Linked DNA regions of Homo sapiens: all the other regions are linked to region 3. Evidence: chromatin loops called from intact Hi-C (ENCODE). Cell type or tissue: Caco-2. All regions are shown on one strand.

Evidence for each region. A loop is a pair of places that touch in the nucleus more often than their neighbours do. Peaks named below come from ENCODE experiments on the same cell type or tissue, not always from the same donor. Only the 100,000 strongest peaks of a DNase experiment are listed, where the experiment ranks them.
Region 1: it touches region 3 in a loop (3-fold over the local background); 1 of 110 quality-filtered maps calls a loop at or near these places.
Region 2: it touches region 3 in a loop (2.5-fold over the local background); 1 of 110 quality-filtered maps calls a loop at or near these places.

The regions. Positions count from the first base shown.
Region 1 is chr11:110,444,647-110,452,646 of GRCh38, forward strand. All of the region lies in intron 2 of FDX1 (ferredoxin 1), which reads left to right. Among named protein-coding and RNA genes, the nearest start is that of FDX1, 19 kb to the left of the region's middle. In Caco-2, a CTCF peak has its summit at 3,465 (motif pointing right); no DNase peak of the experiment used is centred here.
Region 2 is chr11:110,463,834-110,471,833 of GRCh38, forward strand. It overlaps FDX1 (ferredoxin 1), which reads left to right. Exons shown (of 4, transcript NM_004109.5): 4 at 1-1,051. Among named protein-coding and RNA genes, the nearest start is that of FDX1, 38 kb to the left of the region's middle. In Caco-2, no CTCF peak of the experiment used is centred here; no DNase peak of the experiment used is centred here.
Region 3 is chr11:110,578,182-110,586,181 of GRCh38, forward strand. It overlaps ARHGAP20 (Rho GTPase activating protein 20), which reads right to left. Exons shown (of 15, transcript NM_001384657.1): 13 at 5,367-5,556; 14 at 4,140-4,254; 15 at 1-3,044. The coding sequence ends at 1,189. LOC124902753 (a long non-coding RNA gene) reads left to right here and starts at 5,552. Exons shown (of 2, transcript XR_007062888.1): 1 at 5,552-6,364. In Caco-2, no CTCF peak of the experiment used is centred here; a DNase peak (open chromatin) is centred at 4,762.

The DNA of each region.
Region 1 (8,000 bases), 130 kb before region 3:
TGTGTATATATATATATACGTATATATATATATATATACACGTATATATATATATATACGTATATATATATATATACGTATATATATATATATATATACACGTATATATATATATATATATTTGCAGAACAACCTCTGAGCTGCCTCACTCTGGGCACACTGCCTATGGGATAGCTGTGCTCCACAAGGAGTCCTACTTCTGCTGCTGCTGTATGCTGCTGCTTCAATGAAAGTTGCTATTTAACACGACCGACCCGCCCTGAATCGTTTCCTGGGCAAAGCTAAGAACCTTCCTGGGCTAAGCCCCAATTTTGGGGCCTGTCTACCCTGCATCAATTCTATATGAATTTTAGAATAGTTTTTTTATAATTCTGTGAAAAATGATGTTGGTAGTTTGATAGGAATAGTGTTGAATCTGTAAATTGCTTTGGGCAGTATTATTTGCTTATTTTTCTGATGAGGTATTGTTTATTTTTATAGGTTAGCAAAAGCTCTTTAAATGTCCTATTTGATAAAAATTGTGAAGATGAAAATTTTAAACATTTATTTAAATGGCTTCCAACTGCTATTTTACATGAAGTTACATATTCTCAAAATAGTGTAAAATGCTTTTTGCATAAATAATTTGTGTGGATTGCTTTATATTAATTTCTTCTAAATTAAAACATAAGTATTATGATCTTAATACTTGAAAGTATTCTTTTAAGTTTTTAAAAGTATTTTTTTCTTCATCACTTGTGACTATATATTACAGTACAGTTTTTTTTAAACCGCAGGTGACAACTATTACAAGGTCATGAAATCAATTTAGTCACTCCCAACTAGCATTTTAAAGAAATCAAAAAGAACATATAAAAACATATCATCTTTTGCAAGGGTATTATCTTAGGAAATGTTTATTTAGCTATTTTACAAGTATATATGTACTGGGTCATGATGTAAAATGAAATTCGTACTGTGAGTCACAGTTAAATAAAGTTTTTTCTGAAAGTCATTGGTTGGAATGGAAGAATGTCCTGCCTGGGCTTCTTTCCCAGCTGTATCCCTTTTTCAGCTTTGTGACCTTGGGTTGGGTATCTAACCTACTCATAACTCATCTTTTCATCTGTAAAGCAGGGATAATATTAATATCTACCTCATAAAGTTGCTGTAAAGATCAAATGAGTAAATCCAAGCAAGTCCTAAATAAATATTAGCTAATATTGTTAACATAGGTATTAATACAGATTCATTGTTCATTATAGCAAATTTTAAAAATACATTTAAAAAGAATTTAACACTTCATATCATCACACAGAGATAAGCACTGAAATAATCTTTTTTCCGAATACCCAAGAAATATAGAAAATTTAATGTAAATTTAAAAATTCTGCTGGTATCATAGAAATTCGCGTATTCAGACTCAGAAGAAAAGCTTTAAAGATCAAGTATCCTGACATGTCCACAAATCTTTGTATTTAAAGATAAGCTTGAGATAAGTAAGCTAAACTAGATTCACCAAAGACAGAGTTAAGCCTAAGCTTCTTTCTAGAATAAAGATGAGAGAAATGAAATCAGGAAGGGTGCAATGTTATCATTATAAAGAAGAGCTTATTACCACAACATTATGGGGGCAGCTGTTTCATTAATTCCTAAGGCTGAATGCAGGAGCCCATCTAAACACTGCATTTGTCATAAGTCATACAGATGAACACCGTACTCCAAACATGGCTGACCGAAGTACTTAGTTTCTTTACAGTTTCTCCCTGGGTGATCTCATCCGTTCTGTGACCTTAAATCCTTTCTAGATATTGATAAACTCTTAAATTTACATCCTTAGCTCAGACCTCTCCTCTGAGCCCTGATTTACAGATCTAACTTCTTGCTTTACATCACTTCTTGGAAATCTAACATATTTAAAACAGCTTTTGCCTTTTTTCCTCCTGATGAAACCTGTCCTTCCTCGAGTCTTTCCTACCTCAGTAATGAGCACCACCCGGCTGCTCGAACCTGAAACCGTAGAGCACCATTCCTTCCTCTTTCTTCCCAACCTGACATCCAGTCCATCGGCACCTCCTGCCAGTTGTGCCCCCAAGATTCGCCTCCAGCATGTCCTGTTGGCTCCATCCCTACAGTCGGCACGAGGGGCTGGCCAGCCACTGGGCGCCTGGAGCTGTGCTAACCTGCTTCTGCTCTGGAGTTTAACAGCCAGGTAATTTGTCCTAACAGAAATCAGACATGTCAGTCCCCTGATTAAAAGCCATGAGTGGGCCAGGCACAGTGGCTGACGCCTGTAATCCCTGCACTTTGGGAGGCCTAGGTGGGCAGATCACAAGGTCACGAGTTTGAGACCAGCCTGGGCAACATGGTGAAAACCCGTCTCTACTAAAAATACAAAAATTAGCCAGGTGTGGTGGCGTGCACCTGTAATTTCAGCTACTTGGGGAGGCCAAGGCAGGAGAATTGCTTTAACCCAGGAGTCAGAGGTTGCAGTGAGCTGAGATTGCACCATTGCACTCCAGCCTGGGTTACAGACTAAGACTCCATCTTGGAAAAAAAAAAAAAAAACCGAGATGGGCGGATCACGAGGTCAAGAGATTGAGACCATCCTGGCCAACATAATGAAACCCCGTCTCTACTAAAAATACAAAAAAAAAAAAAAAAAAAAAAAAAAAAAACCCAGCTGGGCATGGTGGTGCATGCCTGTAATCCCAGCTACTTGGGAGGCTGAGGCAGGAGAATTCCTCGAACCAGGGAGTCGGAGGTTGCAGTGAGCCGAGATTGCACCACTGTACTCCAGTCTGGCAGCAAAGTGAGACTCCTTCAAACAAACAAACAAAAAACCATGAGTGTCTTCCTTTGCACATAGGATAAAATCTGTATTCCCAGCCGTAAAAGGCTCTGCATTATCTGGCCCCATCTGCCACTCTTCCTCTTTTTTGTTTTTTTCTCATTGTTCTTTGTCTCACTTTGGTGATACTGGCCTTTTCTCAAGAGCTTGAACTCACCCAAAATTCCTACCTTTGAGACTTTGTATATACTTTACCCTCTCCCTGAGACACATCCCTCTCTCTCCCATCCCCAAAATTTAGCTTTTCATCTATCAAATCTCAATTTATGTACTTCCTTAGCGAGGCTTTGCCCAGCCACCCAGTCCAAAGTAGTGGTTCTCTTGTTACCCTGAACCCATTATTCTCTTTCTCAGCATCTTGTTCACTTGTTTTATAGTATTTGTCACAGTTTAGTAATTATGTATTTCTTGTGTATCTTTCCCAATAGACTGCGATGAGGGATAAAGTCATTCCTGTTTAATTCCTCATTGTATACGAAATGAAGTAATAAGTGAACACATGAATAAAAAGGGACAGTCATAAATTTTGGAAACAGTTCAAACTTATAAACATTCTCATTGCCAACTTTTATATTAATATAGATCTTTTGGATGATGCAGGTACCTGTTTTCAGAGTGTATCATAATATTCTGTCACTAGGGGGCAGTTACACACCTGAGATTCAACTTACCTAGTTTACTCTCAAGACATTTTTTTCTTCAATATTACCTGTTTTCTTCATGTGTCTGTTTTGAGGGAAATTATACAAATTGGAAGATCCTGATTGTGTTTGTATAAGTTTATTTGTATTCCCCTCATGCTTGAGTCCCTATTGATATAATGTATTTCTGACTATGCTAGATCAATCTTTAATCTAGAAAATTAGATTTTATATTTACACATAATTTCCATTTCTAATATATAATATTCCCACACAGCCATCCTCTAGATTTTTGTTTGGGAAAGGGGTTAGGTGTCGGGGCAGGCAATTGTATTGTCAGCATCGTAGTAGATAATACAAAATGATCTTAATATGAGATGCACACACACAAAATGTCTTTTCCCGTTGGCAAACACTCAAGTTACATGAAAGGAAAGGAGCAGAGCAGTCTGCAGAGATCTGACTTTCTCTAGGAATTAATTTCACAGCTACAACTTCTGAGGATTTGCCCAAGTACTTACTATCATTATTCCTGTTTTAAAAAAACAAAACTTGGTTCATGAGTTCACCAACCTTGAAATTAGTAAGCATGCTTTACTATTCTTCATGTCATTTTATATGCATATATTTGAAATTGTGCAGATTAACAGTATTGAGATTCTTACTCTAGCAAAATCAGAAGCATTGCAGAAACCAAAACTGTTGTCAGGAATCCTGTAATTTTAAGCTGGCAGGCTGTGTGAGTTGTAAATTTTACATTTGTTACTGCAGCTAAAGATGGACCATTTTAGCTAATAAACAAATCCCTGCCATCCTTTGTCAGCACCATGTGAACCATGCTGTTTATAGACATCTGAATATCTGTATGATTTTCTTGACTATGGTGATGATATTTTAAACTGTGGTTATAATTTAAAATCATTTTTAAAGCCTGTATCAGTTTCAGCCAAGCATTAAGTGCTAATACTGAAAAATGTATCTGAAAATGAGTTATTTTGGAATAGAGGTTAGATATAACAAAATGTTAGGAAGAAAGCCAAAAACCTGTCATGATACATACTACTGTTAATTTAGGAGAAAGCACTCTGAATTGTTAGCCAGTATGTAAACAAAATCAAAGCAGTACTAAAATGTATATACTTTTAAGTTCATGAAAATTGTTGTATAACCAAGCCAGGATGGTGGCTAAAATGCTAGCACCAGGGGCTAATATCAGTGTTGCTGTAAGGTGTTCCTAAATCAGGTTATTATCTGTGCTAAGGCATGAAGTATGTTATTATTATTAATTTTAATTGACAGATCATAATTGTATTTATGGGGTAGGTACAGTGTGATGTTTTGATACATGTATACAATGTGGAATGATTAACTTAAGCTAATAAACATATCCTTCACCTCACTTATTTTTTGTGATGAGACATCTGAAATTTACTGTTAGTAACTTTTGAAATACACAATACATTATTATTAACTGCAGTCACCATGCTGTTGCTATAGATTTTTTAAAATTAATTTTTTATAATATTTTGAGACAGAGTCTTACTCTGTCACTCAGGCTGGAGTGCAGTGGCATGATGTTGGCTCACTGCAGCCTCCACCTCCTGGGTTGAAGTGATTCTTGTGTCTCAGCCTTCCTAATAGCTGGGATTATAGGTGAGCACCACCACACCCAGCTAATTTTTGTATTTTTAGTAAAGATGGGGTTTCACCATGTTGGCCAGGCTGGTCTCGAATACCTGACCTCAAACAGTTTGCCTGCCTCGGCCTCCCAAAGTACTGGGATTACAGGCATGAGCCACTGTGCTCGGCCTGTGCTAGAGATCTTAAACACAAATTCCTCCTAACTGAAACTTTGTAGCCTTTGAACAGCACATGCTCATTTCATTTCCTTACCCCCACTCCCATCTGCTGGTAACTACCGTTGTATTTTCTAAGGCAGTGGCCCCCAACCTTTTTGGCACTAGGGACTGGTTTTGTGGAAGACAAATTTTCCATGGGCAAGGTTGGGGTGGGGATGGATTTGGGATGATTCAAGTGCATTACATTTATTGTGCACTTTATTTCTATTATTATTACACTGTATCATATAATGAAATAATTATACAACTCATCATAAGGTAGAATCAGTGGGAAGCCCTGAGTTTGTTTTCCTGCAACTAGATCTAGGTCCCATCTGGAGGTGATGGGAGACAGTAACAGATCATCAGGCATTAGATTCTCATAAGGAGGGTGCACCCTAGATCCCCCACATGCACAGTTCACAGTAGGGTTCTCATCCTATGAGAATCTAATGCAGCTGCTGATCTGACAGAGGTGGAGCTCAGACGGTAATGTGAGCAATGGGGAGCAGTTGTAAATACAGATGAAGCTTCCCTCACTTGCCCTCTGCTCACCTGCTGTGTGGCCTGTGGCTCGGGACTGCTGTAAGACATGATGTATTTTTGGTTATTTGAAAGGTGGACATAGTAATGAAAAGAATTTTACATCAAACATTTGTTCTACTTAAGTATATTTTAAAACAAAAATGTTTGAGGATTTTAGATTTTTAAACTTTAGGAATCCACTTTTCTATTTTGTTTCTTTGAGAAAATAATTCTTGAAATATGAGACTTGTACAATTTCCAAAATCTTTGAGAATGCATTTCTCATAAAACATCACTTTGTGTTTACATATATGTGTATATCCATGTATATATATACATGTACATACATGTATACACATAGACATACACATTTTCCCTGTTCATTTACTTTTATATAGCCAACCACTTATAAAGACACTAAAAGCTGACAGCCACCAATATTACTCTGGGGCTGTGTATATAATAAGTTATATAACTTTTGCACCTCATTCCTTCATATACATCATATATTAGTATACCCATATTGTGATCAGCTGCAAGTTTTAGCCTTGTAGTTGTTGTTTGTTACTTTTATATCCTTTATTCTTTTATAGTTTTATAGGTTATCTTCCACTGTTTATTTTGTAGGGTTCTCTGTGTATATGAAAAGCCAAAAAAAAAAAAGCTCCCCATTTTGTGAATAGCTTTTGTTTCCATAATCTATTTTCAGGTCAGCTGCTTGTTATTTGGAATTTGTTTTCCCATAAAAAATAATGTTGGCTAAATTTTTGAGCCAACACACAGAACCTATTTCTTCACAACTGACTTAATCACCATTTATAGCTTGTTTTTTGGGATAAAATGCATTGCACCTTCTAACTCTTGTAATTGTAGCTGCTGCTGCTTTTCTTCTACTTTTTTAAAGAGACAGGGTCTCATGCCAGTCAGAATGGTGATTATTAAAAAGTCAAGAAACAACAGATGTGGTGAGGTTACAGAGAAATATGAACACTTTTACACTGTTGGTGGGAATGAAAATTAGTTCAACCATTGTGGAAGACAGTGTGGTGATTCCTCCAAGATTTAGAACTGGAAATACAATTTGACCCAGCAATCTCATTACTGGGTATATACCCAAAGGAATATAAATCATTCTGTTATAAAAATACGTGCATGTATATGTTCATTGTAGCACTATTCACAATAGCAAAGACATAGAATCAACCCAAATGCCAATCAATGATAGGCTGGATAAAGAAAATGTACATATACACCATGGAATACTGTGCAGCCGTAGAAGGAACAAGATCATGTCCTTTGCAGGGACATGGATGGAGCTGGAAGCCATTATCCTCAGCAAACTAATGCAGGAACAGAAAACCAAATACCACATGTTCTCACTTACGTATACCACATTTTCTTTATCTCTTTATCACTTGAGAGATATTTGGGTTGTTTCCACCTCTTGGCAATGGCCAATTGGTTTTTGACAAAGGTGCAAAGCAATTAGTGAAGAAAGGGTATTCTTTTCAACAAATGATGTTGAATCAATTGGATATTCATGTGGGAAAAAAAAGGTGCATCAACCTAAACCTCACATCTTATAAAAACATGAATGCAAAATTGACTTAGATCTAAATGTAGAACTTAGAACTGTAAACTCCTAAAAGAAAGAACAAGAAAAAATCTTTAGGACCTGTGGGTAGGTAGGCAGAGAATTCTTAGACATGACTGGAAAAGAATTTATATATAAATTCTTATATATAAGAAAAATAAATTAGAGTTCATCAAAATTAAAAACTTTTGTTCTTCCAAAGACACTGTTAAGGGACTGAAAAGCCAAACTACAGACTGGGAGAAAATACTTGTAAATCACATATCCAGTGAAAGGACTTGTATCCCGGCTATGTAAAAAGCTCTCCAAACTTAACAGTAAGAAAACAACACAATTAAAAAAATGGGCAAAAGATATGAACAGACACTTCACCAAGGAGAATTTAGAGATGGCAAATAAGCTCATAAAAAGATTGAGGGGCATCTGGACCTGAACTTGTATGTGTGAATGAGTTTGTGTTGTTTAGAGTTTCTCCTAGAGGCACAAGAGACTAATGGTGATGTCATACTCCCAAGTGGCTTTGGGAAAAAAATGAGGCAAAGTTAAAAAAAAAAAAAGATATTTTACACCTT
Region 2 (8,000 bases), 110 kb before region 3:
TCATATGTAAAAAGTGATTAGGAAGAACTTGAAGTATCATTTGATGCTTAATAACTATTGAGTAGTTTTTTTTTTTTTTTTTTGGTGGGGGGAGCGGGGGACAGGGTCTTACTCTGTCACTCAGGCCAGAGTACAATAGTATGATCTCGGCTCACTGCAACTTCTGCCTCCCAGTTTCAAGGGATTCTCGTGCCTCAGCCTCCCAGGTAGCTGGTACTACAGGCACGGACCACCACGCCTGGCTAATTTTTGTATTTTTTCTAGGGACAGGGTTTTACCACGTTGCCCAGGCTGGTCTTGAACTTTTGAGCTCGAGTGATCCACCCACCTCAGCCTCCCAAAATGCTGGGATTACAGATGTGAGCCACCGTGCTTGGCCATAACTATTGAATGCTTTCTATGTGGAGAGTGCTTGTCTTAATTTTCTGTTGCTATAATAGAATAACACAGACTGGGTAATTTATAAAGAAAAGAGATTTATTTGGATCATGGTTCTGGAGGCTGGGAGGTCCAAGAGCATGGTACCAGCATCTGCTTGGCATCTGGTGACAGCTTTCTTGCTGCATCATTACATGGTGGAAGGGCAAGAGAATGCGAGTGAGAGCAAGAGGGCAAAATGATTATCCTTTTATCAGGAGCCCACTTCTGACATAACTAACCCACACCTGAGATAACGGCATTAATCCATTCATGAGGTCTCTGCTCTTAAAGGAGATCACCTCTTAAAGGACCCACCTTTCAATGCCATTACACTGGCAATTTAATTTCAAGATGAGTTTTGGAGGGGACATTCAAACCATAGCAGTGCTATAATTTTAAAGTACTTCAAAGCCAATTTATTCTCTTAATTAGCTTCATTATTCTTGTCTTTGTGTGTGGATTACCTAAACTCTCCTTCCAGAGCTACTTTAATGATTATATTCAACCAAAGCACTCTAAAATTTAGAGTATAAATTGTCTTATATTTCAAATTAGAAAAGTTCAAATGAAGTTTAATTGTGTTATTTTATAAAACCTTCTAAAATTATTAAATGGAGGATATAATCTATAATTGGTTTGTATAAAGGTGATTTTTCAGTTTGAAAAAATCCTTCTGTATTTGATATATGTGTGTTGTAGGTAAATGTGTTGGTTTATCTATTGCTGCAAAACAAATTACCCCAAAACTTAGTAGCTTAAAACAAGAATCTTGTATTATTTCAGACAGTTCCTGTGAGTCAAGAATTTAGAGTACGGAGCAGGGATAGCTTGTCTCTGCTCCACAATGTATTAGGTCTTAAGCTAGATGACTCAAAGGCCAGGTTCTGGAATCATCTTCAGGCATATTCTTCATATGACTGGTGTCTGCTGTTGGCATCAGCTGGGGGGTCTAGGAGAAGATACTGGCTGGAACACCCACACGTGGCTTCTCTGTGTGGCCTGGACTTCCTCACAACCTGGCGCCTGGGTTCCAAGGGCAGGCATCCTCAGAAGAGCATGCATGCCAGGCAGAACTGGATCCTCTTTATGAGCTAGTTGTGGAAGTGACACAGTATCACTCCCAACTATTCTTTTCATTAGAAGTGAAGCACTAAGTCTGGCCCATCATCAGAAGGGAGGGGTTTCCAAGTATTTGGAGATATCAGAGTAACTGTTAACTTATTGGCCCCTTATCTCCTGTGAATATTGGCCTTTTAACTAACAGTGTTCTAAACTTAAGAGGAGCTAGCTTTTTCTCTTACATTTGAAAGATTCTTGTGTCTGCTTTATTATGATGGCTCACTTGTTTTATTCTATAACTCCCAACATTTTGCTTCTTGACTATTGATTTAAATGAAAGGAAAAAATAGCGGGCTCTCTTTCAATGCTGTGTAATTTTTTTTTTTTTTTACCTTTTGTAGTCATTTTTCCACCAAGAAAGGCATCTTCCTTTGGTATAGAGTTCTATGTAATTATTGGTTATGTGCTAATACTTAATATTGTATTTGGCTTTCACAGATAAAACCAACCTATAATTAAGTAATTCAGAACCACTGAATTTCTTAAGTGAGCTGTTCTAAGGAATTCTAAACCTTTTGCCTTTAACTGTGAAAATACTGTCTAATTTTTCTGTCTCAAAGGACAGCTTTCCAATTTTCTTACTAGCTATTTAAGTATCATATGATGATCCATGTGGTCACTGTAGTGGTCATTCAACAGTTACTAGAATGATTATATTTACTTGAAAAGTTGTTTTCTAGGAGAGACTTCGACTATTCATATGTTTCCCCATCTTTTCTTTTTCTTCTTTTTCACAAATCTTTTAATTGTTTTTCCTTCCTTAAACTACCTGAAATTTTGTGGTAAGCCACATTTTGGATCAGAATTTGTTAGATGGCTTTATTTATAGCACAACTTATTGTTCTATTACCCAAAAAAATAGGAATAATGTATTTTACATTACTAAAACTTTATAAAGTAAATAAACCATAGTAAGACATTCAAACATTACATATAAACTTTGTTTTCTATTAGAGAAATATTGAAGAGTAGAAATGTGATCTTGGTTAGGCAATGACAGGATTCTTTTAATGTGTCAGTATGTCACATGATATCAAGTTATTTTTATCAGATTTTTTTCTGTTTATAATTTCTAGAATCTGAAAAATTAGAAAACCAGCTGGCAGGAGGAAGGCATGATCAGTAGCAGGCACAAATACATGTGGCTATAATAGAACAGAAATGGGGAGTTAAAGGATAATTTAAATCTACCAGTAGCAGCTTCCAAGGGGAGTTGATAGAAAGGATCTCACGGTGAGGGGCATCACTGCCTCAGTGACTGTTAGTAGTAAACTATCTAATAGAGGTCTCTTTCCTTTTTCCTTTGACTCCCATTTGCTTATTATCTAAGATATTATTTGTCATGTAATTTTTAGACTTGATTTGATAGTAATACAAAATTAAGCAAGCAGAGCCTTTTGCCTTTCTGGCTCCCTTGCTTACTAGTCATTTCTGAAATCATCAGCACTCAGCTTGGTTTACCTCAGTGGCCTTTATCACTGTCTTGTCTGTCCCATTACTCTGCTTCAGGGCGCCCTTTAGAGCATTTACTACATATGGCATATGTAGCATGTACTCCATGTAGCAGTTAGCACATCAGCAGTTTTCATCATCAGTTTTTCCCTGATAGAATAGCATCTACTTTTTTTTTTTTTTGAGACAGAGTCTTGCTCTCTTGCCCAGGCTAGAGTGCAGTGGTGTGATCTGTGCTCACTGCAACCTCTGCCCCACTTGTTTCAAGCAATTCTTGGGCCTCAGCCTCCCAAGTAGCTGGGACTACAGGCGAATACCACCAAGCCTGGGTAATTTTTTGTATTTTTAGTAGAGACGGGGTTTCACCATGTTGGCCAGGCTGGTCTCGAACTCCTGACCTCAAGTGATCCACCCGCCTCAGCCTCCCAGAGTGCTGGGATTACAGGCCTAAGCCACCGTGCCTGGCCAGCGCTTACTCTTTTTACGAATAAGGACTTGGTTGGTGTTCAATTTTATAACTGCAATGTCTATCATAGTATTTAGCCCACAGTAGGTATATAGTAAGTGTTTGAATTAATCAAATCCTGATCTTACAAGGAATCTGCTTCTAGCATTTGGCTCTGGCAGTCACTTGTTATGGATGGGACTACGTAAGCTCAATACAGACCAATATACTGAGCTTGCATCCTAACTAAACAGGAGTCAGGTATTACATAGGAATGTTTTTTTAAAAAATGAGGTAATTTCCACTGCATTGAAAAGGACAGTGTTCAATTCATCAACTTTTTTTTTTTTTTTAACATATCTTGGAGGAAACCGCCTTCAAATGAGCTGAATACAGGTCCCTCTGCTAGTTTTGATCTTGTAGGTCAGTGGTTCTGAGGCATGAGTGCTAAAGGTCCTATAGGTGGCACATGGACTCCACCTTCCTGCATCACGTGTTTCCGTTGTGATCATTCCTCCAGATGAGTGCTCTTCCATCACTGGGAAGCACCTGGCCTCATGCATTTCTGATAGGCCTTGGTGATGTCTTACCAGTCTTAGGCTTCCCATGGATTCTAATGAGGATTCCTCAAGGTATGGGAAAGGGATAGGTGGTCCACAGAATATTCTCCCCAAGCAAGCAAGCCAAAGACTGAGAATTACAGAAAAACACTTTTCTTAGTATTTTTAAATTTTAATCTTTTTCTTTCATACAGCTTTATTTGTTTCTTATCTGAACTCTAAGGACTGAATGAGACTGAGAGAGACAGCAAAGTCAGCTCTCTTACGTAGTAGGGGAAAAGCATCAAATTTATCATTTAAAGACCTGGATACTGTTTAAAAATTATCTGAAAATTGGAAATGAAGAACTGCATGTCTCTTCAAAGTTGTATATAGAGGATTGTCTAACTGGGTCACTGAAGGATGACTTGATGTTTTATTAGGATGGGGGTTAACAAACTGTGTCGTAATACAGTTGTATGGGAACACAACCATGCTCATTCATTCCTTACTGTGAATAGTTGCTTTCATACTACAGCAGCAATGTTGAAGAGTTGTGACAATGACCACATGGCCTATAAGGCCTGGAATATTTGCTGTCTGGCTCTACGCAGTTTAAGTTTGCTGACCCCTGTGCAAACTTCGTCAAAGGTAACTTTGACTTAGTGCGTACTCTTGATTAGTACCCAAACTCTCTAAAGTTAGATATTAACTTAGAAAAAATTGATAAGTTTCAAAAAAAAATTTCTCTTTGGTAGGGAAGGTAACTCCAAGAGTTAACGGTTTTCTTGCCTTGAAGGGCGTTATCCAGTTTTGTATCTATCTCTGCAGTCTTATTTCCCATTGACATTCTTTTTTCCATTGACTGCATGTGTCAGTTTCTCATGTCCTGCTTTGAGCCACCCATTGTCATTCTGCAGGTCCCTTCATTAATGAATTAAATAAATCTTAGACACACGCTCACTATATATTCCAATGAGAGTGTTTATTGTATGGAGAATTATATGTTGTCTCCTTGAGGCTTGGCAGTGCCTCTTGAATGTAGTCATTTAACCCTCTTGGGCCTCAGGTAACTTCTCTGTTAAGTGGAAATAATTATCCCCAGTACCTTAGCCAAATTACTGTCTCACCCAAATAATAATTGGACATAGTTTTGTAATTTAAGTTAAAAGATGTTATGTTTATGAAAGAGTTTTGTTAGCTGCAAAGCGCTATTTGTTGGATATTGCTTCTTGAAAAAATACAGATCTTAGGTATTAAAGAATAGGTAGAAGCCTGTTAGGTATGAATTATGAACAGATATTCGATTCTTTGACTTCTCCATTCAGAATAGTTATTTTTAAAAAGCAAATATGTAAAGATCTTTCTGCTCTTAAGCCTAACCACTCATCTGATGAGTGTACTGAAAATAGAAGTGGTTTATTGCAATATGTCAGAGAAGTATTCTACTGATAACCACCCATACATGAAATCTTAAAGAAGTAGTTATGAGTTGGAAATTTCTAGGTTGTAATCAGAAGAGGGAGCAAATGACAGAATACAGCTGTGCATTGTTTGGAAGTGGGCTGGAAAGAATTCATTGCCTCTTTAATTGAAGAAAAGCAAAGAGTGACACTAATCAAAGTAAAAGAAGGGAAGTACTCATAGCTGAAAATGGAACTATAAATTGTTTGCTTTTTAGAGCAACATCAGTTCTTTGAAACCCATACAGTTCCTTATAATATTCCAAAACAAACTGCCATATGGAAACCTGTTTAGAAAGGAATAATAGCACTCTACCCTCCTCCCCAGCCACTAAATTGAAACATACGTGAAAATTTAATGTAGTTTTTTAATCAAGCTCAGAAAATTTTTTTTTTTTTTGAGACGGAGCCTCGCTCTGTCGCCCAGGCTGGAGTGCAGTGGCGCGATCTCAGCTCACTGCAAGCTCCGCCTCCCGGTTTCATGCCATTCTCTTGCCTCAGCCTCCCGAGTAGCTGGGACTACAGCTTGGCTAGTTTTTTTGTATTTTTGGTAAAGACAGGGTTCCACCGTGTTAGCCAGGATGGTCTCAATCTCTCCTGACCTCGTGATCCGCCCACCTTGGCCTCCCAAAGTGCTGGGATTACCAGCGTGAGCCACCGCGCCCAGCCCAGAAAAAAAATTTTTAACACACTTTTTGACAGTCTGATCTAATTTTTTGAAGTATGAACATTGGGTAGATCTTGCCCAGTAGATAAACCATTCTTTTTTATTTTATTTTGTTTTATTATTTTTGAGATGGAGTCTTGCTCTGTCACCCAGGCTGGAGTGCGTGGCACAATCTTGGCTCACTGCAACCTCCGACTCCCGGGTTCAAGCAATTCTCCTGCCTCAGCCTCCTGAGTAGCTGGGATTACAGGTGCGCACCACCACACCCAGCTAATTTTATTTTTAGTAGAGACGAGGTTTCACCATGTTAGCCAGGCTGGTCTTGCACTCCTGACCTCAGGTGATCCACCCGCCTTGGCCTCCCAGCTCATGCTGATATTACAGGCATAAGCCACCACACCTAGCCAAGAAACCATTCTTTGAACACAAGCAAATATACTTTGGAGAAAAATTTAATAATCCTGGCAGGGCTACATTCAACATAATTCTGTTATGGGGGAAGGCAGCATGCTTTGGCTGCTCAGTGAGCTATGTTCTGTACAACCAAGTGAAATTGCTAAAAAAAGATTCTCCTGTATACAGTAACTTAAAGTGATGCAGTCTACTTAAGATCAGATCTGAGTTACAAAATCAAAAGTGACAGCTCCTATGTTCTTTTAAAGTCCAATCTCTTTTTTTCATTGTTGTGCTCCAAATGCCTTGAGTACCTGATGTAGAGTAGGTGGCTAATAAATATTGGTTGAATTTCTTGAACGAATCTGTTATGAAAAGATCTACTTTGCTCATCTCTGTGCCCCAATAGCAGGAGCTTGAGGAGAAGGAGAAAATATTGGGTCAGAGCTTTTGATTAATATGTATGATTCTATTAAACGGGTTCACTAAACCAAAAAAGGCAAAGGAAAACAGTTAAACCAAGAGTTCTTGAGGTTAAAGTCTTGTGATGATTAAAATCATCATCCTAAGATGATGATGACATAAACTTTCAAGTATTTTCCTGTCTTTATTGCTTTTGTAAGTTGGTCAAACTCTTCAGTTCTTTTAAGAAGACTGCCAGAATTTACAAAACTGTTGATGTACACAGTGGAATGGACATACTTTGACCCAGCACCCACGTCTACCAGCCTCTCCTTGCATGTCCTGAGGTGCACTGCAAAGTGGCTATACTTGTGAGATATAGAGGTTTCTTTTATTTTAGAGGACAAAAGAGAGGGTCACCCTGGGAAGCTGACTTTCCTGGCTTTTCTTTCCTGCACCAGGGACTAAAACCTACGTCCAGCCATTGTGCCAGCTCTCAGTCAGCCAGCCTGTTACTTTTGGGCAGTACTCATTGCACAGTCTTGGAGCTCTTCTGCAACCCCGGTGAAACCCCATCATTTGGAGGCCATGGCCTCATCTTGATGTAGTTAAAGTACACACCTCAAAATGCCCATTATCAGGCTCAGAATCCATGCTGAGTGGCAGGATAACAGCTGATCACAAGGTATTAGTTATGAAACAACCTGTTGGCACTCTTCTGTCTCCATTATTACCCAACTTTTTAATGCTATAAGTCCAATTTTGTGGATCAACTACAGCCTACCAAGACAAAAGTTGTTTGGAGAGAGAGCAAAGGAAAAACTGAGCAGGAAATAAGTAAGCCAACAGTCATCACCTAATGCAACTGCACAGAAAGGCTGAAAAATATTTTAAGTCATTTCAAAATGTTTGTAGATATCAAAGAGACAAACCATCTGGGTGAAATATTCCATTACTCTTCTTTCTTTTGTAGGGGCATTAATATTGAACTGGAAAAATCTCACCCCTGCCGAAGTTAACATACTTTGTACTTAACACCTCATTCAAAACTCTCAAGCAAGTTAAGTTCTAATTAGTAATAAAACTTACAAGTGCATAGC
Region 3 (8,000 bases):
ATGGGGTATAAGCCATGAAACATTTGGGGCAAAAATATGGAACAACGTCTGGAAGCAAAACCCAAAGCAAATGGCTGTCTGAGAAGGCCTGGCAGCCACTTTGTTGGGTATTCTATTGTGGGACTCCTTATAACCGGCCAACCTCAATATTGCTCTCTCAATTGCCAAACTACAAAAATCAGAAAAGGGATGATTTATAAGTATGTTTTTCTGGCTGACTGTAATCTAAGAGGCAGGACTGTGCAGAAACATTTCAGCAAAGTGATGCCATGGTTTGATCACATTTTAACAGCATTTGTGTAATTGAGAAAGGACAGTTGTTGTGGTCTTTTCCTCCATATTGAGAGTGAACGCTGTCAGGAGGTCACCTTCTAAATAGAAGAAGTTGCATTTCTGAAGAATGTTCCTAGGCAGAGATACCTTTGAAAGGGTACTGAAATGGGCAGCCATTTTCTTCTTTCTCCTCACAACTCTGTTTCCTGAAGCCTTGCAAAGCACTTCAACATGAATGAAAAAACAAACCGACAAATACAACCAACAAAACTGATATCATGGTACCCATGGCTTTTGAGTCACTCTGTTTTTCTCCACTCTAGCTGTAGCAATGGGCTGGTTCTTGGAATGATTCTGTAAGGACACGTGATTAGTAAGATCCCACAAAAATGGCCACTGGCTTAGATTTAGGGAAAGATTTTATATGATGTTCTTCATTACTGGACACACTTAATGCTTTGATTAGTGGCATTTTTCTTGCCTACTTATTAAAAACATTCCATGGAATGTAGATGGTTTCTCTGTACCCTTCCCCTCTCTCCTCAGGCCCCTATTCCTCATTCCTGATATCTTGGTCTTCTCAGGACATCAATCTCACAGACTGTTCCCATAAGTGCTTCCTCTGCAGAAGATGCTTTCTCTAGCCCTCTGTTAGTATCTCTAAAACCACATGACAGGACCAATCCCAACCTTTAATAAGAAAAAGCCTCCCAAACACTTAGGTGACAAAATTTTTAGCATAAAGTATTTGTCAAGTAGTCTCAATAAAGAGAATTATTTCGTTGTCCTAAGTATTAGCAATGATAATCCTTATGCTACCTCTCCCAGGTATCTTATACAAAGGGGTCATAATAATTATTGTCTATTATTATTAACCCAGTTCCTGTTCTTGTGGACATCAGATTCTTACTATGCTTAAATGTCTTTGGTTAAATACCTGTCCTCAATGTCGCAGACCACTGTAGGCCCTGAGTCTGGGCTGGTCGCATCCTCTAGAGTCCAAGAGCTGGCTGAGGCTCTTTCCCAAGGCAGAGAACCAGAAGAGCTCTGACTACCAGGCTCTATTTCCTCATGTGACTTCATGCACAGCTTAAGTCTGCTCTCCACCAGGCTGAATGGAGAGCTACAGTGTCTCTCTGAGTCCTGGAAGGGAGAAGAACTACACCTTTGGGCTGACTGCACAGGGGACAGTCCTTCAGCTGCCCTTAAGGGCAAGTCTTTTTGTTCCTCTTGCAGTGAGTTGGCTTCTGGAACACCAGAAGCATGTGGGGGTGGCTCTAAGGGTCCTTTTGGAGAAGCTATTTTCTCTTCCTCTGGTCTGGCTGCCTTTGCTTTCTTTTTGAGGGACCAGTTTTTCAAACTGGCCACACCATTTCTCAACCATGTGCTGGGATGAAGAGTTACAGAATGCATTTGTGAATGCCACTCCATGGTGTCCTTCTTTGTATAGGCTGGGCGGCTGCAAGCCTGCCCTGATGAGGGACCGGGCATTCCGGAAACATGGCTGGCATTGCTAAAGTCAGGAGAAAGGTCTTCCCGTTTTCTCTGAGCCTGAAAAGTGCAATCTATTGGAGAGGAAGTCTCAGTGGGTGTAAACACAGAGTGTTCAGAAATCTGAGAAAAAGCACTGTCTTGGGAGCTTACTGATGAGCCGGATGGGGAAGTGCCTGGGGAGGATAAGCTGGAATAGCTGGTCCTTGGGCAAAGGTTTAATCTTGGGGGTAAAACCTTCTCAGTGTTTTGGTTTGTGGCACTACTCTTGCCCACCTCAATCCCCATGACTAAACTCTGATTAATGAGCTTCTGCCCCTCCATTTGCAAAGACTTATGCCGTTTGAGATAATCCTCCTCTCCATGCAAGAGACCAGCTTCACAGCTGGTTTTATGTTGTTTCTTTGAATAAATTCCCCTGAGATAGGTCAGCTTGCGGTTCTGGTCTTCTATGTTGGGCTCTGAGCAGCGCCGATGTGTCCTTGGACCCTTGAGGGCATCTGCTGTGTGTGGTGGGGAGTATCCAGATGTATTCACATCAAAGGGCTGGTTCTTGGAATGATCCTGTGAGGACATAGGACTATAAGATGCCACAGAAATGGCCACTGGCTTAGACTTAGGGAAAAGTTTCACGTGATTTCCTTCACTACCAGACAAGCTTTTCTTCTTAGTGTTTTGAGTAGTGGCATTTTTCTTGCTGACATCAGTGCCTGTGACTAAACTCTGTTTAAAACATGTCTTTCCTTCCTCCTGGAGGGGTTGATTCTGCTTCAGATAGTCTTCATCTTTTTGAGAAAGAATTGCATCACAGCTGGACTTGCGTAGCTTTTTCTGATAAAACTCCCTGAGGTAGGAAAGCTTTGAATCCAGATAGTCGATGCTGGGCTCTGAGCAACGCCGGTGTCGCCTCAGGCTTTTTGCAGCATTTGCTGCAGCTGTGGACAGGTAGCTGGGTGTGCACATGGCAGATGGGGCCCTGGCATGATCCCGCAGTGGGATCTTTGTGTACACTAAAATGTTCACCGGCTTGGATTCAAGAGGCCGTTTCATTTGAACATCTTCATCTTTAGAATGGGCCAAGTCAAAGTCGCTTAGGGTTAAAAGGCCTTCCACCTCGGGCTGGTCAAGATCATAGTCACTGAGGGTTAAGACAGAGTCCATGCTTCTGCTCCCCTGGCCAAGTTTCTTTACCAAGTCACTGCATGGTGCATCAACATCCTCATTTAGCTCATTTTCCAAGCTGTCATAGGAGGAGTCATTCAGTTGAAAGCAAGAAATATCTGTCAAAAAAATTAAACCATGATTAACATATTTACTTACCACAAATATACTCATGCTTCCTTAAGAACAAATTCTCTTTTCATGTGAAGTGTTCAAATTCCTACTCTCAAGAAAGAGAGAATCTTTCACAATCTCAATTGTTAGTGAAGAATAAAAATAAAATTGCTGGGGTATAGGAGATTTATCTCAGTTCCTGACGAATGGGCTTTCCTTAAGTAAGATTTTCTTAAAGCAATGAACATGTCATATGACCAAGAAATGGTAAAAAATATGAAGGAATTATTGCCTTCATGGTATAAGTATATCCAGATTCTGAGTAAGACTCTGCCTTCTAACAGATTGCTAGTGGTTATACATACTTAACACTAGTCTTGGGGAAACCATTTACTAACTCTAACAATGTCTCTTTTACAAAGTTCCTTAATATCCATTACCTTATTTAATCTTTACAACAACCATAAAAGTTAGACATTATTTTCATCCACATTTTAGAGATAAAGACAATGATGTTCAGTGGCATAGAATAATTGGCCAAAGATAACATATCTAGTAATTGATGGCACAAGGATTCATATTCTGAAGGCAGCTGTATGTCTTCGAATTCAGTGTTCCCCCACCTCAAATGATGCTAGTTGTTTCAAACTGTTTCATAGCACACTAGAATTCTGACGTGTCTGAGGGACCAGTACAAGGAAGGAGAGGACAAAAAAAAAAAAAAAAAACATTCATGCCTCTACTACCTCTGGGCTTTCTACACCAGTTTCAACCATAGCAGTTCTATTATATATATTAGGGTTATTCATAAAGTTAAAAAGCCCATCAAAAAACATCATACCACAGCATGCTGCCACTAACTTATTGAAGGCTGGAACCTAATCTCTATATAGTTCTTAATCCCACTACACTGTTAACATATGCTGACCTATTGGCAGGCCATCTAAGGAAGGATCAAAAAGCCCTGGGCCCCATTGACCTGGATCAGAGGCTCCTTTCACTTCAGCTGCTGTGGGCTCCAGGAAAACCCCTATCCCAGCACGTTTACAAACAACCATGTGTCTGTTTCTCACAAAAACCAATCCAATTATTCACAATACCTGAGGCATTCTCTCTAGTGTCACATCTCACTGAAACCTCTCTGAAGAGGGAAGTGATTTCTTCTCCAAATATCCTAAGGCAATTCTCAATCAGAAATTGTATAAGCAGGGAAACCTGTAAGAAAAAGGACAAACGAAGTATTACTTTTCATATTACATGTTTATAAATCACATTTCATATATAAATCCTGATTTTTAACAAAAACCACATCTACCCAGAGAAAAATTCATATCGGCTTTAAAAGTACATTAAACAGTTTCCCTAAAAAACTATGATACTTTTAAAAGTAGTTTGGGCATAGAAATGTAATCAGTGGACTAAAGTTATTATTTGTAGCCTTGGCTTAATGTTTTATACCAATGGCTCTGTCTGTAAAATTGGGTAAAGAAATATATTTTGTTATTAAAATTTATAAAGCATCATTAGACAAAGACTTATAAAAACTATTTCTTGTGTAAAGGGCAGGCTGTCATAAGCTTGGGAAGAGGGCTCATCTGCGAGTGCACTGTGAAGGAGAAAGACAGCTAGAAAGAAAACTTGTGTTCCTGACTAGTCTCTACCCAGTCATTTGGCTGACAGGTCTATCCATGTACTGCCACCTTCTGATAGGCTCCCTAACAAGAGGTGCTTGCAGGGAAAGGTAAGAGTTTACTAGGGAGCTTTGTGACTCCATTGAGAGGTACTGGAACCTTTCTGAAGTTCCCTTGCCCCAGTAGCTGAGGCCAAGGGGCAGGAGAAATGTTAAGAGCAAAGGGAACTGATATCCCCACACCCCTTATTAACTGTCAGGGACTACAGGAGTGTGATTTCAAGTAACTACTGTATTATCACCGACTCCATTTTATTTTTAGATGAGGACACTGTGGGTCAATGTAATTTTGCCCAAGACTGTACATCTGGCAAGGGGTGGAGCTGAGAATGGAAGCTTAGCTGTCCTAGTTCCAAAGTCCTTTTTTTCTTTTCATTTAAAAAATCTTATCAGCTGCTTTATCACTTTATGGTTTTAATCATGGTGTTTAGCCTCCTTAAAGGGAAAAGAGAAGTAACCCATCTGCTATCATTTTCTACTTAACAATTCACTTTCCTATAGTCTACCAGTAAAGTCAAATTTATAAGGATACGGTATATTTAAGTTATTTAAGAAATCATCTTTTAGAATACCCCAAATTTCAGTTTCAAAACGGGGACTCAGTCTCCCAGGGCATAAAAATGAAAAACTTCATTACCTTTTTTGTAAATTCGTTTTCTAGTTCTGGGCTGGAGGAAGCAGGAGGCCAAAGAATACTTGGAGCGACACACACAGCTAAATTAAATGCAGTCATCTGATTGGATGAGGAATGTTGCTCAATGTTGTGTAACACCCCAAAAAGATACCTTAGGAGAACAACATTGGCTCTCGGAAGCTGGTCTAATAGCCTAAAGACAGAAAAATTACTCTTTAAGCAAGACATTTCATTCAAAAACTTGTAAAGACAAGCAACTCTCACTTTGAATGGGGAAGAGGGAAATCAAGAACACAGTTCAGATATGCAAGAGTTTCAGTTAACATGGTACCATACAAAGTGAGGACTGCCTGTACAGAAAGAAAAAATAGGCATTGGGAATTTATTTTTTGTTTTTGTATATTGTCTTCACATCTCAAAGAAAATGTAAAAGAATGCAGAAAAATATTTCATTAAAAAAAATGCTGCCTGAAATATTTCCCTGAAACTAGCATAATGCAAACTTAGGCCAATCCTGTAACATTTCAGAATATTTTCAACCAAAAACAACAAAAAGCTTTCTGATAAAATTAAACAGCAATTTATAAAATGCTCATTTAAGTAGCAACACAGAAATGCTGTCTCTTGGTAAGAACCCAAACCTTAGCTATCAAGACGTCCAGGTCCATTTTGAGAGCTTATGTTCTGCTCCACCAACTTCCAAGGTCAATTTTGTCCTAAATCTGTTTCATTGTATCACTTTCACATATCAGTTGCTTATAGTAGATTTTCTGCTGTTCTCATGTTGTAATTGATAAGGGATTTGTAAATGATCAGTCAGCAAAAATGACTACTATTATCCCAAAAAGTACAAATATACTGATATTCATGACTGTTTTTTTTTTTTTCAATAGAAACCTGCAACCTAGGGAAAAGATGATAGTCTGACTGCTGCTTGCACAAATAGCAGGGAGGCCTTTCTTTAGTACAATGGACTGACAATGAGCATAGTTTTTGTAAGGGTAAGTTATGAAGGACTTTGAAATAGAACAAAAGATTACTGGGTGTATTCAATGGAAAATAAGGCATCTAGCATAAGCTTTTGGGTTTTCTGCTTCTATGGGGCCCTAAGATTTTTCACAATAAGAGCTATTTTACAACTCTGTGTAAGTTATAACTAACTGATAGCAGTGCATCTAATACTTGTCTAAAGATGTGAAAATTCTGGTGGAGAGAACTGATTGATCTGCATCCCTGCCCTGATAGAAGAGGTCAGTTTTGTTTGTATTTATTTGCAAATTCACTTTAGCATTTCTGATTCATATATATATATGTGAATATATAAATGAATATATATGTGAATGTAAAAATGAATATATGTGAATATATATATGAATATATATGTGAATATATGTGTATATGAATATATGAATATATGTGAATATATGAATATATATGTGAAAATATATATGAATATATGAATATGTATGTGAACATATATGTGAATATATGTGAATATATATGAATATATGAATATATGTGAACATATATGAATACATGAATATATGTGAATATATGAATATATGTGAATATATATGAATATATGTGAATGTATATATGAATATATACATATGATTTCAACTTTGAAATTTCCTTTGAACTGGTTGTAACATCTTACTAATCTTACTAGTTCCCTCATAAACGATTTAAACAAAATATTTCACGTGTTTATATTTGCATGAGAGTCATAATTTTACCTTTTTCCAAAAAAATCCTTTAACAGCTTATAGGATATATAGCAACACAGTTTAGAATTTGATGCTCACTATCTGAATGGTTTACGCCAAACTATAATGGAAGTGGAGGTGGTATTTTGTTAAACGGCCTTGGTTTCTGGTGTCTTCAGCAGCTGTACTATGTTCTACTGGTGAAAGTTGTAGATAATTCATATATGAAAGTTGCTTAAGAAAAAACAACTGTACTAAACAAGCAAATGCAAGTAAATAATATTGAGATTCTTGAGTATTCACAGAACTAGAAATACTGCTTTTTGTTAAGGGACATTTCTTTCTTACTCTCTTATAATGCAGGAAAAGTCCAGGAATGGGGTAGTGAGTTCTACCAGCAATTTCCCTTTGCATGAGTAGAGACAGTACATCCTTTGTGATCAGACGTCCTTTGCAACTCTGCTTTTCCTTTCCACTTTTCAAGGACTTAACTGTGTCTTTGCTGTGCTTCCACAACACTCTCCAAATCTCTCTTCTAGCACTGATTGTACTGCATTGTAATTCTTGATTTTTCTATCTACCTTACCAGACTGAGTTCCATGAGAAGACAGAATAAGTCATTTTCTCTGTATGACTTCAGTTGGTGAATGCAATATATGATGAGTTGTCTGGTTAAATATTTACAAAAATTAAGATCATAAACTGAAGATTGGGTGTATAGTATTAGCTAGTGGACTAATGGATTTCAGCTCCTATCAGATTCAGGTATATGGAAGGTGTACAATCTTCAAGTATTACAATGTTCAACTATAAGATTAAGAAGGAAAACAATGACAAACTAGCATACATCTATTTTTAAACTGGTCCACATGGATATGACTTTGATAGCTGTCATTATTTTAATAAATAATCTTATAAAATATTTTTAAAG